Linked DNA regions of Homo sapiens: region 1 is linked to region 2. Evidence: chromatin contacts called from ENCODE Hi-C data. All regions are on one chromosome and are shown on one strand. Each heading gives the region's core, a stretch centred on a gene start or an enhancer-like site at or near the end of the contact. The rest is flanking DNA. Distances are from core to core; before and after follow the strand shown. Region 1 overlaps TBC1D22A (TBC1 domain family member 22A). Region 2 overlaps TBC1D22A (TBC1 domain family member 22A).

What was found. Hi-C counts contacts between places; a loop is a spot of excess contacts on that map. Pooled maps may share reads with other maps.
Region 1: a loop to region 2 is called in a map of IMR-90, with 6 times the contacts of the local background. The contact joins two enhancer-like sites. A Hi-C loop is called at or near these places in 3 of 168 maps with a recorded cell type or tissue (IMR-90, dorsolateral prefrontal cortex and endothelial cell of umbilical vein) and 8 of 50 pooled maps.

What each region holds. Positions count from the first base shown.
Region 1 is chr22:47,171,214-47,178,743 of GRCh38, forward strand. TBC1D22A (TBC1 domain family member 22A) reads left to right here. Exons shown (of 13, transcript NM_014346.5): 13 at 2,285-4,480. The coding sequence ends at 2,413. Among named protein-coding and RNA genes, the nearest start is that of TBC1D22A-AS1, 260 kb to the left of the region's middle. RefSeq lists enhancers at 41-540, 4,638-5,728. Within about 2 kb of position 4,563, at least 6 of the 41 ENCODE cell types and tissues checked have a DNase peak (open chromatin) inside an H3K27ac peak, as active enhancers do.
Region 2 is chr22:46,841,173-46,847,915 of GRCh38, forward strand. All of the region lies in intron 4 of TBC1D22A (TBC1 domain family member 22A), which reads left to right. Among named protein-coding and RNA genes, the nearest start is that of TBC1D22A-AS1, 71 kb to the right of the region's middle. Within about 2 kb of position 2,785, at least 2 of the 41 ENCODE cell types and tissues checked have a DNase peak (open chromatin) inside an H3K27ac peak, as active enhancers do.

The DNA of each region.
Region 1 (7,530 bases), core at 3,313-5,812, 330 kb after region 2:
CCCCATTCCCCTCCATGCCAGTCTTGCTGGGCTGCGTTTTCTCGAGGCAGGCGACATGGGCATCCCGAGCCTGTGGCCCTCCCTGTCCCTTGTCACCTGCTAGGAGTGGGGAAGGGCAGTTCCAGCACCCTGAGGGCTCCTCAGCCGCCTTCCTGACTTCCTGGATCCAGCTTCTGTTTGGGGTGGGAGGTAGGAGAAGCCGGGGAGCCTGCAGGTGGCCCCCTGGGGGCAAATTCTCGAGGACCAGAGCCCACAGGGCCATCTGAGCAGTGTAGACCCCTCCCTCAGGGAGTCTGCCCAGCTTCATGACAGAGCCTGGGCTTGGGCTGGCCCTGACCTGATGGTCCCCTGTTTCTCTTCTGAGAACCCCCACTGCAGGAGGCTGTCTTGGCCACTCAGCCCTCTCTGATCCCTACTTCTGCCAAGCCCTCTGTGTGTTGGGGTCCCCGGAGACCTGCCCTGCCCTTGGTGGGCTGCCAGCAGCTGTGGATGTGGGCGTGGTCATGTGGGAGGGCGGGGCTGTCAGGCGGTGGTCGTGGGGGGTCCCCCGAGGACCTGTGCTTTTCCTTCCCCGTTGTGGCCTCAGTGGACGTAGGTCAGTCTCCATCTCCTCAGTGTCCGCATCCCGGCCTCCAGACCATGAGCTCTGGAGACAGTCGCCCATGTGTCTTTTGGGGGTGGGACTCAGTGCCCCCATAGCCCATCTGAGACACGGCCCAGCTGCAGGCCAGAGGAGCCCACCCAGCACTCCCAGTAAGCCCAACGCACCTGCCCAGTGCGCCCGGTGAGCCCAGTGTGCCTACCCAGCACTCCCAGTGAGCCTACCCAGCACTCCCAGTGAGCCTACCCAGCACTCCCAGTGAGCCTACCCAGCACTCCCAGTGAGCTGTGTGCTCACCCAGAGTGCCCAGTGAGCCCAGTGAGTCCGGTGTGCCCGCCCGGTGTTCCCACCCAGCATGCCCAGTGAGCCTTGTGTGTCCACCCAGTGTGCCCGCTCAGTGAGCCTGGTGTGTCTACCTAGCATGCCCATGGAGCCCACTGTGTGCCCACCCAGTGCTGGCTGTACTGCTGGCCGTATGTGTGTTTTCCCAGTCTGTCCAGCAGCCCTGACAGTAATTTACTACAGTAAATAAAAATTTGTACTATGTGAATTCAATGCAATAAATGCTGTGACTGGGAAGTAGAATGGGAGAATGAAGGGTACAGGAGGCGAGATTTTAAAAATACACATGTAAGATGATTTTATCCACACTGAACGACTTATAATTGTTGCTTATTCCCTATAGTTCCCTATTTTCCTACTTACATGCATGTCATTCACCTTTATGTAAAACCTTTTACCTCCTATCTTTACCTATGAGAATCCTACCTGAATTTTAAGAGTCTGATCAAATGTCACTTCCACAGAAAGGCCTTCTTTGGTTGTAACTGGAATTAATTTTTAAATCTCAGTCTAAGGCAAATAAGCACATTAGAAAGCAATAAATAAATAAATGGTGGCCCCATTTTGCAGAGGAGGAAGCTGGGCCTCGGGGTGGAGTCATTGTTCCAGGGCACCAGGTTGGACCTAGACCTGAAGCTGGGTTTGGTGGAGCCCTGCACCCCAACCCACTGGTGTGAGGTGGTCATGCAGGAGGGGCCAGTTGGCGCTTTGCTGTGCTCCTGGGCTCCCGGGGTGGGCCTGAGCCGGCTCCGTTCTGTGATCCCCTCGTGTGGGCTTCATCTGCTGATGGTGCTGGTGCCCGGAGGGGTCTCCTGGTGCACAGAAATCTGTGCTTAGTGGCAGTTCCAGGGGTGCTGCGGTACTTCCTGGGCTGATACAGGCTTTGTGGGAGTGGGAAGCTCCTGGGCGGAGGCTGCAAAGCTGCAGCAGGGCCCCGAGAGCTGGGTCTCCCCCTGAGGGGCAGGGGATTCAGTTAAATGAAGCTCTGGGCGGCCCCTGCCACGACATCTCAGATGCCGGACTTGGAGCTGCGCAGTGGGCCTCCTGCCTGGCTGCTGGGATGGGGCGGTGGCCGTGGGGCGAGGCCTGGGGCCCTTCTGGGGTTGAGCAGGGAGCAGCTGCCGGCTGGGCAAGTTTTCCTGGGTCACCCACCCTCCACTGTGGGTCACCTCCTCTGACCTGGGCTTGTGTCTTTCTCTCCAGTTTTCCTGGATCACCCGCCCTGCACCGTGGGTCACCTCCTCTGACCTGGGCTTGTATCTTTCCCTCCAGTTTTCTGGGGTCACCCGCCCTCCACCGTGGGTCACCTCCTCTGACCTGGGCTTGTCTCTTTCTCCCCAGGAGCTGCTGCTCTTCCTCCAGAACCTGCCCACAGCCCACTGGGATGATGAGGACATCAGCCTGTTGCTGGCCGAGGCCTACCGCCTCAAGTTTGCTTTTGCCGACGCCCCCAATCACTACAAGAAATGAGCCCAGGCCCACCCGCAGCTGGCCTCACTGTCCCGGGTGGCGCGCCCCACCTGCCTGGCTGGTGGTAGGCCCCTGTGAGCTGGTCCCGGGCTGCTAAAAGGCCTTGTGAGGTGGCCCCACCCTCCAGGGGAGCTGGTGAAGATGGGCCACAGACCTGGTCTAGGGCTGACAAAGACAGGGACAGCCTTTGTTTTCTGAGATACCAAAGAGAGCCAGGGGAGGGCCCCGGGTTCGGCGGCCAGAGGCAGGTCAGGGGTCCCCTCTCCCTCTCCCTGCAATGTCCTTGCCAAATGACTGCCTCGTGCTGCCCCTAGTCCGGGGCAGCCTAGGAGGCCGACCCTCTTTGGAGTCCTGCTGTCTGGGTGCCAGGGCCGGAACGAGGTAGTGGCCATCTCATACCTACTCTGAAATGCAAAACTTCTATTCTGTTGAGTGAAAGAATAAAATGTAGACAAAATCTAGACCGAGACGTTGCGCTGACCCGGGGTCTCTGTGCCGCGAGGTCCCCTCACAGCTGTATTTCACTGCTGCTGGCCCTTTCCCTCCGTGTGTTTTCCTGCTTGCTTGGTTTAAACGTGGCTGGGAAGCTGAAGGCTGGAGTCCAAGCCGTGAGCCCGCCGAGTGCCTGGGAGGCCGTGGGACCAAAGGCTGGGAGCAGAGGGAGGCCTCGCCATCGCCTTACTTTCCACCTTGAACCTCTTTTACAAGAGAGAAACCCCCACCTCCCTGAGGTCCAGGGCCAAGTGGCCCCGCCACGCAGGTAGGCGCCGGCCTCAGCCAGAGCCCCTGGAGGCCCACCCAGGCTGTCGGGCCATGTTGGGCTGGCAGACGGGCAGGGGGTCGCGTCCCTGTCATCAAAGCCCTGAACCACAGTGCTCTTCTCACCGCAGCCTGGAAGCGGAATGAGCTTTTGGAGACTTCCTGGGACTTGCTGTCCTTGTCCAGGTCTGCCAGGTGTAGGGGAGGTGTGACTGGTTCCATCATGGACCGGTTCCTCCATGGACCGGTTCCTCCGTGGACCGGTTCCGCCATGGACCGGTTCCGCCATGGACCACTCCTGCCCTGGACCACTCCTGCCCTGGACCGGTTCTGCCGTGGACTGGTTCCCGCCGTGGACCAGTTCCCGCTGTATACTGGTTCTGCCCTGGACTGGTTCCCGCTGTGGACTGGTTCCTTGGGGCTCTAAGTGCGGAAGGGCCCAGAGCTGGTCCCTGCCCAGCGCCCTGCTAGGGCTGTGTCCTTGGCTCCAGGGGCCTTGGGACTGGCTTCCCAGCGTTCCCTCGGTGTGTCACAGGCTGCATGACCCCTGGAATGCGGGCAGGGCCACAGCCACAGTCTGTCTGATCCCTGAGCCCAGGACAGGCTCACGTCCTCAGCGACCCACTGGTGACTGACTTCCCAGACTCTCCTCTGTCCCTCAGGAGCAGCCGTGTCCTCTCCCAGGCCCTAGGACACTGCCAGAGACTGTGGGACATACAGGCATAAGTGATGTGTGTGTTTCTGCTTCTGTTTTAAAAATCCAGGGTCATTACACACAGCATGGAAATTAGCACAAAATGCTGTGCAAACGTCAGATGCTCCCAAACCAGCAAAGGGATGGGCTTGCTTCACATCAGATGCGGGCACGCCTTACCCCTGCCTTCCGTGTCCCCACCCCAGGGTCAAGGGTTCCTCAGACCAGCCATGCCTCCTCCTCCTGCCGCCTCCTTTTCTAGATGGGGAGGGGATTCCGTCACAAGAAGAGCCGCCCCTCGGCCGTGTGCAGGAAGCCCCATGTCGCTTTGCCGAGATCAGCCCTGGGAGGATCCCCTTCTCCAGCTCAGATCATGCCGTGTGGCCAGAAGGCTGCGGACACAACTGACCTGCTTCTCGAGGTGGTTGATGTTTTAAACAGGAAGCTCCACGGAGTTCAGCCCTGTGTGCATTTCCTCATGTATGTAAACGCCAAGACTGAATGTGAGAGGTGTTGGCCGCGGGCCTTAAGTCTGAGCAGATCCATCTGGAATGTTCGGGGTGTGCTGTCTGGATGTGGTGCGCTAAAAACACGGAATAAAGATCAGTGACAAAGCCGCGGCCTTGGCCTGTGATTCGAGGACTTGCCCATCGAGGACAGGGGCACCCTGGCCCAGCCCTGCCGAGGGTCTGAGCTCAGGGCCATTGCGGCGCACCAGCGTGGGCCCGGCAGCACCCGTGATCTCGCTGCCCCCCGCAGGACCTCTCAGGGAGATGGGGCTGCAGCTGCTCAGGTGGTGCAGGGATGCCACTTGCCCGGGCGGGGCAAGACTCAGAAACCAGTCTGACCCCCGAAGCCCGGCTCTGCACTAGCTGGAACACGGGAGTGTGGGGTCCAGGCTGGCCCCTGTCAGGCTCCTGAACAAGGGACCTCCCCTTGGGCCACATCTGTCAAGCACCTGCTTTGAAAAGGGCTGTTCCGGGGTAGGCACCAGGGTCTGGGGTCCCCCCCGCCTCTCCTGGGATACACTTGCCTCACCCTCACCCACACACTGAAACACCCTCCTTGCCCTGTGTTACTGAAGCAAGGCCCTTCAAAGGGCCTCAGTTTCTCAGGGCAGCTTTCCAGGTGCGCCACACCCCTCTGAGTAACCCCGTCTGGGTGCCCCACCCTCAGGTACCCCACACCCCCCTGGGTGCCCCACCCTCGGGACCCTCCCTTGGCAGCACTTGGCTTTCCACTGCCTTGTGCTGTCCGCTGACGGGTGTGGGGTGTGCTCCTGTCCCCGCGGGTGTGGGGTGTGCCCCTGTCCCCGCGGGTGTGGGGTGTGCCCCTGTCCCCGCGGGTGTGGGGTGTGCCCCTGTCCCCGCGGGTGTGGGGTGTGCCCCTGTCCCCGCGGGTGTGGGGTGTGCCCCTGTCCCCGCGGGTGTGGGGTGTGCCCCTGTCCCCGCGGGTGTGGGGTGTGCTCCTGTCCCCGCGGGTGTGGGGTGTGCACTACTGACCGGCTGTGGGGTGTGCTCCAGTCCCCACGGGTGTGGGGTGTGCTCCTGTCCCCACGGGTGTGGGGTGCGCACTACTGACCAGGTGTGGGGTGTGCTCCTGTCCCCGTAGGTGTGGGGTGTGCTCCTGTCCCCACGGGTGGGCTGGTGGCTCCACAAAGTGGGAGTAGCCTCTTCACCTCTCTTTCCACAGTGACCCAGTGCGGAGCTGAGCCAGGCAGGGCTGCCTTCCTGGGCCCGGTGGCCCGGCACATGGGCTGACCTCACTGTTGCCTGGCTGTGGTCTGCAGGGTCGTAGGCTGCAGGACGGAGATCGGCTGTCCCCAGCAGCCACCAGGTGTTCAGCTCCTGACTCCAGGTCACAGCCCAGCAACTGCCATTCACCTTCACGATTCCCCGGAGTTTGCAGCTCAGCAGTTGGCTCCTCGGGCCCAACTTGAGGTCTTCACAGCCTGTGCAGACTCTGCTCCTGTGGGTGGCCCGAGCCCAGGGGTCCTGAAATCAATCCCTGACCTGTGGTGGCTGCTGTCCTGTGCACCTCACCCTGCCCGGTCCCAGGGAGAGGCTCGGCCTGCTGGCACCACTGCTGTGCCCTTGGCAAGGTCAGACGCGTCGGGGAGCATTGGGGTCCTGGGGAGTAGGAGATGGAGAGTCTCTGTGGTTTGTACTTTTGGAAGAACTAGGAGGTGGGACGCTTCTGTGCCGTGTCACCGATGGATGGAAACAGGAGGAATACTGTCTGTGTTCAAGCAGACCCACTCCGCTGAGGACTTGGGGACAGGCTGCAGAATGACACGCGCCATCGCAGGCTGCAGCATGCCAGCCTCCATGCCGCCGTCCTCCAGAGCTGGAGGCTCCTCGTCAGCCCTGTGGCCCCAGTGATCTGCTCTCGGCCGCAGTCCTGGGGAGTTTGCCCAAGACTCAGACCCCTCGGGGTGTGGACCTCCCTGGGGCCTTCCCAGCCCCAGTCCACCCCACCGTTCCTCTCCTCTCTCAGCCCCAGCCCCTTGGCTTCCTTCTGGCTCTGCACTTTGCCCTGCGGGATTGCGGGCTGCTTGGGGTGGCCCCCACTCAGCTGTGAGGCCTTTCCACACCCACCCTGCAGCTCCTTGGCATGGAGGGTCCCCAGCACAGGATGGCCTCCACCCAGGAGGCACACGGCCGCTTACATGGTCCTGTGTGAGTGACCCAGCCGTAGTCCATTTTGTTGACAAGATGAGGCTGGCTATTCTTTCTTTTTTTATTTTTTTATTTCTTGAGACAGGGTCTTGCTCTGTGGCCCAGGCTGGAGTGCAGTGGTGTGATCTCAGCTCACTGCAACCTCTGCCTCCTGGGTTCAAGTGATTCTAATGCCTCAGCCTCCCGAGCAGCTGGGATGACAGGTGCCCGCCATGACACGCAGCTAATTTTTTTAGTAGTTTTAGTAGAGACGGGGTTTCACCATGTTGTCCAGGCTGGTCTCGAACTCCTGACCTCAACTGATCTGCCCACCTCGACCTCCCAAAGTGCTGGGATTATAGGTGTGAGCCATCGCGCCCGGCCTGATTATTCTTTTAGGAAAAAAAATTATATTCAACTTCCAGATAAGTGGATGTAAATATAAAAATTACCCCCAAATACTCAAAAATACATGGCTATTTTTATCATTGGGAATGGTAAAAGGCTTTCTTAGCATGACGCCAGTGGCAAAAACAAGATAGAAAAAGACTGATGATATATATCCGTAGTATGCGCTACCAAAGCAAATGGCAGGGACGACTAAGACCCAACCTTCATCACCAAAGACAAGTGTGAATGACACGCTGGTTCACCTAGGCAAGGCGGATTCAGATTCCTCAGCATGCGGAGTTCCTGGAAATTGATAAAAATGGGCACAGCACAGAAAATGGGCAGTTCACAAAAGTGGTGCAGGTGACCCATGAGAAGTTCACATCACCAATGGTTACAGAAATGAAAATCATTCACCAGCCACTTGCCCCCACCAGGGCTGGCTGCGTGACCTTGGGCTGTGTCTATGATCATCTGTTATGCAGCAATACAAAACAAATACCCTCTCTCTTTTAGTCTGTATTTTTTTCTGAATATTTTGCAGTGGTTTTTCGTTGTTGCTGTTTTTACATTTAAGCTGTGAAGTGGCAGACACAACACAAACCTAGCTCTCGGAG
Region 2 (6,743 bases), core at 1,535-4,034:
AGTATTCAAAGGTGGGGCCTATAGGAGGTGATGTGATTCATGAAGGTGGAGCCCTCATGGATGAGGTTAGGGCCCTTAGAAAGAGGCCTGAGGAAGTGGGTTCACTCTCTTCTGCTATTTGGCCATGTGAGGACATGACATTTGTCCCTTTTGGCCGTTCCGCCATGTGAGGACACAGCAAGAGGGCCGTTGTCAGACACCTAACCTGCCAGCACCTTGATCTTAGACTTTCACCCTCCAGAATCGTGAGAAAAAATTTTCTGTTCTTTATAAATTATCCAGTCTCAGGTATTTTGTTTTAACAGTACTAATGGAGTGAGACAGTGATATTATTCACCCTTAAAAAAGAAGGTAACCCTGTCATTTACAGCAACATGGATGAGCCTGGGTGACATTATCCTACATGGAATTAGCCAGACCCAGAAGATATTCATCATCTTCCTTATATGTGGAATCCAAAAAAATTGCCTTCCTGGAAGTAGAGAGTAGAATGGTGGTTATCAGGAACTGGAGGGCTGCAAAGTGGGGAGATGTGAGCCAGAGAGTATAAACTTTCGTTTATACGATGAATCAGTTCTAGGGATCTCATGTACAGCATGATGACTATAGTTAACAGTACTGTATGGTATACTTGGAATTTGTTAAGAAAGTAGGTTTTAAGTGTTCTTACCACACACGCACACAAGGTAACTGTAACATGTGAGGTGAAGGATATAATTAACTTGATTTTGGTAGTAATTTCACAATGTCTACGTAAATCTGAATCCCATGTTGAACATCTTATTTGCATACCATTTTTACTTTTTGGTTACATCTGTTAAGCTGGAAAAAAATTGCATCCAGATATTCCTGGTATCCCTAATAATAACATTCTGTATTATTATTTGGCCCATCCAACATGAAACAAGGATAGATGGGTTTGTAAGTTACAGGTATAGGTATTTTTGCTGCAACTTAAAAACTTTTCCTTAATTTAAAACAGGCACCATCAATTTTGCATTCTTTGGTAAAGGCATGAAGAACCCAGAGCTGAAATAACAAGCTGCTTTCTTTGGGGCCATTTGAATGATAGGGACAACTAAGATGTGGGATCTCATTCGGCCAAAAGCCATATAGGCTGAGCAGTCATGGGTTTGGGTCTCTATGGGATCTAAGACTTGGAATTTATTTTTAACATTTTATTTGAAACTTTTCAAACATGGAGAAAAGCTGAAAGACTTGTCATGGCCATCCATTGAGGCCACCATATAGAGTATGTTAGGTCTCCTCCATCTCTCTTTCTGTCTCTGTCTGTCCATCCATCATTCCGTCTCTTCTTTTTGGATGCATCTCAAAGTAAGTTGTAGATATCAGTTCTCCCCGTAAACACTTGAGTATGCATGTCATTAACTTGATTTAGGGTTTTCGTGGAGGTAATATTTACACCATGAAATGTACAAACCTGCAGCACAAAAATCAGTGGGATGAGTTTTAACAAATGCATGACCTGTGCAGCGCGATCTCCGATCAAACTGTAGAACATCAGCCTTACTGCAGAACGTTCTCCAGGGCCCTTTGGCAGTGCACACACTGTGTAGCCACGCCCAGCGGGCAGCTTCGGGAGATGAGTTGGGGAGGGAGGGCTTTGGCGCCCTGACAGGTAGGGATGTTCCAGAGCTGCTGTTGCGTGCCCAGGGCATGCCTTGACAGCATCACAGTTGAATGGAGCAGTGTCTGGGTGACATCGATGAGAAGGGAGCTGAAGGAGGTGCTGCGGCCCATGTTCATGAGGAGATGGAAGGAGTGCAGAATGGCAGGGCTGGGATCCTGATGTACCCTGGGACTTGGCTGTCTCTGAGTGTCTGCAGTGCCTCGAGCACACTGTGCGTACCTGAGGCAGTTGGTGGGAAATGGATTTAGTTCCATGCGTTCAGCTGGGTGGCCGGATTTCAGGGCATCATTTGTGAAATGACCCACTGTAATGTGGTGGTTCAAGGGGAGGCACTGAGCCAGTTCTGCTGCTCGCCTTTAGCTCAGGGTCCTCATCTGTCAAGTGGGAATCACTTGCTTCTGTTGTTACGAGCATTCGGTGTACTAATACAGTAATACAAACCACCACCTGCACAGAGCAGCGCTCAGTCAAGTCAGCTGTTGTTGTTGTCATTGATTTTTATGATAATAACTCCCCTGCAGAGATAAAACAGCCACGGGTATACAGTGGCTGCCCGGCCGGTGCTGCAGCAGCTCTTCCTCCTGGGATGCCAGGGGATTGAGACTCGGCTTTATTCTGAAGCTGTCCCAAATATGAATCATTCACTGTTATTAAGCCACCTCAGCATGCCCCCTTTGTTATCTGGGCCCAAAAGAGCACAGAGTGTGGCCCCCAGTACATTTTGGGTGACGCCTTTACACCCATCCAGCAAGTTGGGGCTGGGAGTGGGTATCACGCGTTCTGTAGATGACGTCTGTAGACTTCTGGGGTTTTTCAATAGAGGGGCCATATTGTTTATCATCTGTTTTGGGGGTAAACGGGGCACTCTTAACAGTTTAAGAGGGGCAGGTGAGCGGTGAACTGGGTAAACTGAGATGTATGATATCCTAGTTCCCTGGGGTGAAGGAGGCCAAGCTTTTCTGTTAATGAAAATAAACTGCATCTCATTCACAGCGGATTGACCTGTGAGCGTAAACACAGCCTGGGGAGTAGCACCCGGCAGCACCCTGTGTTCTCACATCATCGGGAAGGACAGCTGCCTTCCATTCATCATGCTGGCAGATGCCGTTGGCTGTGCTGGGGCCAGAAAGCATTTGGGATGGGGTCAGGACATCTCAAGGCAGATAGATGTTTGTGGGGTTGTTCGGTCTTGAGGGTCACACGGTCTCTGTCTTCTTGGCTGTCATTTGCAAAGGAGTACAAGCTTGGGCTGGACTGGCCAGCCAGCCTTCCTGTGGGTGTAAACATGTGGGTAAGGCATGCTAGATGCTGGGCGTGGGCACTCTGGTCCAAGCACATTCTTATCAAGCCGTTCTAAGCATTCCAAGTAGGAGTCTCATTGAGAAGCATCCCCGTCTGTGGTCTTGCCATGCCACGGTGCCCATGTCCAGCAGTCACTGAGTACACCGTTAACTGCTGTGTAGACCGTGAACTATTCCACTGCGTGCTGCTTCCTTCTCTTCTTACTCTCCTCTTTGGAGAAGTTTATAAGCTTAGTTGCATTTAGTTATAAAGCATCTGGGCAGCCCTGTCTCCCTCTGATTGTACCCCCTGTGGGCATTCATTAAGCACCTCCTCTGTGCCAGGCAGTGTAGCCACCAGCATAAAGCTAGTGACTGAGTGTGTGCCAGATGTCTGTGTGGTTGAGTCGTCAGCTTGACGTGGTGGGACAGAAGTGAGTTTGCAGGAGACTGGGTATAAGGATGGGGAGAGCTTATGGGTGGGTAGAGGAGCACAGCACAGCCAGAGTGAACCAGGCAGAGGTGGGGCCGAGTGATTCCTGGGAAGGGTTGGGCTGAGCTGGATGCTTCCATCTGGGTCCCCCGTGGGGTCTGGAGCAGTCACTTACCCAGTTGTAATGAAGCCCTCCTGCTCACTTGCAGGCATCATAGCAGTTGACGGTCTGAGCACAGTGAGGCTGGCCTGGACGTCTGAGCGGGGTCATCCCAGGCCCAGGGGTCCTACTGGGCTCTTAAGTGGAGAGTGGTAGGAGACTGTTGGGTTGGAGATGCTGCGCCCTCCTTCATGCCAGCAAGTATTGCCTGGGTGGTCTCAAAAGTCCTGTGCCATAGTCAGATTTGGTTTCTAGGACTTCTCCAACTCTGGAATTCTCTGGAGAAGGGAGTCCTGTCTGTGCCTGGAGTCCAGTGGGCCCTGGTGTTTCTTGGTCATACCCTGGCGTCCAGTGACTGTAGTCTTTGATTCCTGCATTATCTGCAGGCGGTTGCCTGTGCCAGGAGAAGGCCATTTTGGTGAGACGAGGAATGTCTTTGTTGATCCGTGGAGGAAAGAACGTAACAGTGGGATATTGAGATTGTTAATCAATTGTTTTAGGATAAATACCCAACTTTCTCTCCTCTTAGCTGATTAGATTCCATCTTTCTCTGTGCTTGAGACGTAAGGACGTCTGTGCTTGGGCACAAGGTTGTATCTGACGTTATTTTCAGTCTTCTACATGGATCCTGAATAAGTCTTTTGTTCCATGGAGAAGATTAAGGGCAGTATTTGGTTGGAAAATTTTTAATGAAGCACCTAACAGAGCTATTATTATTCATTTCTGAAACAACTTGCTGCGGTTACCGTAGTAATATTAAGCCTTTTATTAAATATTTTTCCTTTCGGTTTTGAGGTAAGTTTTCATTAAATGCTGATGGGGGAGCTGGAGATCCACGAACCTGGTGTCTGGAAAGAATTTTCTAGCTCTGCTGAGTTAAATCATTCAAGGAATTTATGTTATGGGAACATAAAGCTTATAAATCTAGTTTATCATATCTATCATTTAATTGTTCATGCAAGCCAGCTCTTCATGTAGCGATTTACAGTAATCTCAGTGAAATAACAGTGTTGTGTCCCAAAATGAATAATGCATGCCAAGAAATTGTTGAGCTCCTTAAAATCATTATGCTCAAAATATTAGGCTCTTTTATTTGAAAGTGATAGAATGATGATCATGTACTAGTTGCAAGCTGGGGACTTCAGAGTCTGTCGTTCCTGCTTTGCGTTGGGTCGCCAGCCCTCAGGAAGGAACCGCGGCGAGCCGATTCCAGGAGGAGGATACGCCTTGCTGCAGTCGGCCCGCAGGAGCAGCCGGGGAGCTGGCAACAGCCAGGGCTCTGTGGGAGGGCTGGGATGTTGGCTTAGGGGTAAAAAAATTCTGTGTTTAAAAGATGAGATGCTTTTTAGACATCCATCTGTCTGGGACAAGAAATGGGTATCTTGCCATTAGTATTGTTGCCAGGCAGAAACCATGGAGTTTATCACAATGCATCTGGAAGGCAGCAATGTGCCGAGTGCTTTTTCTCCCCTCTCCTGTTACTCATCTATCTCAACAGCACACATATACCATGATGTGGTTTTAAATAATGAGGCAAACAGGCAATAGCTGTTGTGATCTTTCAATGAGAATGGTTTAGTGAGTTGGATTTGTTGCTAGCAGCACTGATCCATTTGTATGTATGTTTGTCAGTGGGCGTGGCGACATCGCTTACTCACCTATGCTTTCCGTCTTTGAAGAGCTACCCTGCAAGCAGTGTTGAGGTCAGAGGAGACAGTTCACTGTGGGCTGTGGGGTGCTTAAGTGTGGGAGGAAGGGTGACTTCTTTTCCAGAAGAGGGAAAGGCTCTGCTCCTCGGGAAATGGACGGAGTTTTCCCCAATGGGAATATCATCAATCATTGTCATCAGGCCTGGGCCACCTTTACCATCTCTCACACTTAAAAAACAAAAAAAACTGTGTTATAAAAAATTTCAAACATGCACAAAGATCGAGAGAACAGTGCAGTGAAGCAACACACCTATCAGCCAGATTCGGCGGGTATCAAGATACGCCACCAGCCTCTCATCTTCACCCGGATTCGGCGGGTATCAAGATATGCCACCAGCCTCTCATCTTCACCCGGATTCGGCGGGTATCAAGATATGCCACCAGCCTCTCATCTGTCCCATTCTTTTCTTTTTCTTTTTCTTTTCCTTCTCCTTTGCTGGAGTATTTCAAAGCAAACCCCAGACATCCTGTCATTTCCCCTTTCTGTACGTCAGTATACATTCCACAAAAAACAAAACAACTCCTGCGGTTTTCAGAACCCGGTGCTGGTGCCGTCGAGAGACTGTTTAGGCGGGTGTCCCCTTCTGTGGAATCTCGCGTGGGGTTCAGCAGTCCAGGGCCGGGCCTTGGAGGCCATCAGCCTTCCTTATCGGCTGTGCAACTAATGATCTTTGGTCAATTGGGACTGGACTGAGGACTCTGCAGTGTGGAAAACCAGTTCTGCGGTGACCTCTCCCTCATTTTTGGAGACCCCAGGTGGGCCTAACCTGGAGGCATTTGGTATGTTTTGTGCCATTAGTTTGACATTTAGATTCCCACATAGGAGAAATAGTGTAGAAGAGATTGCCACCATGGGAGACCTGGGAGGCAGGAGGCCTGGCCTCAGGTGTCCTGGAGAGTTGTAAAGGCCAGAATACACCTTTTCGGAGGAGCAGAAGTCACCTAGCCAGTGCTGGTTTACATATCTACCAGTATCTGCCCTAGACGTACCCAGTAGGTCCTAAGGCATGAAGGTTGGCCTGGTTTATGTTATGTGTCATTTTCCTCACTTCTGTTTGTCAAGAACATTTTCTGCACGTTGAGAATGATCATTGTTACGCATTCTGCTGCTTCTCTGCCTTTCTTCTATCCCTTCTCTTCACACGCTCCTCCTGCCCCACTGTGTGGACGTGTCTGTAGGAAAATGTGGGGTGTGTTGGGTTTTCCTGTTGGTCTAAGTCATGCCTGCCAGGTCTGTTGATGATGTCTGAGGTCTGTGTTTTTCTCAGGTTAGGACTTTTGAGTCCTTTCTTACAAAGGGCTTTATGTACAAAACAACCCTGTAGTAGAGGCACCCAGGCTTGTTGGTCCTCTGTGTTTGGAGAGGAGTGCCCCACTCATTCCAGGGAGGGAAAATGGGGTTTGAAATGAAAAAGTTTCCATTGTAAATGGACACTTTTATGTAAAACATCTAAAAACATGTAGAGGACCAGTTCTGATGGCACCTAGAGAAATAGTCAAGGTACCCTAG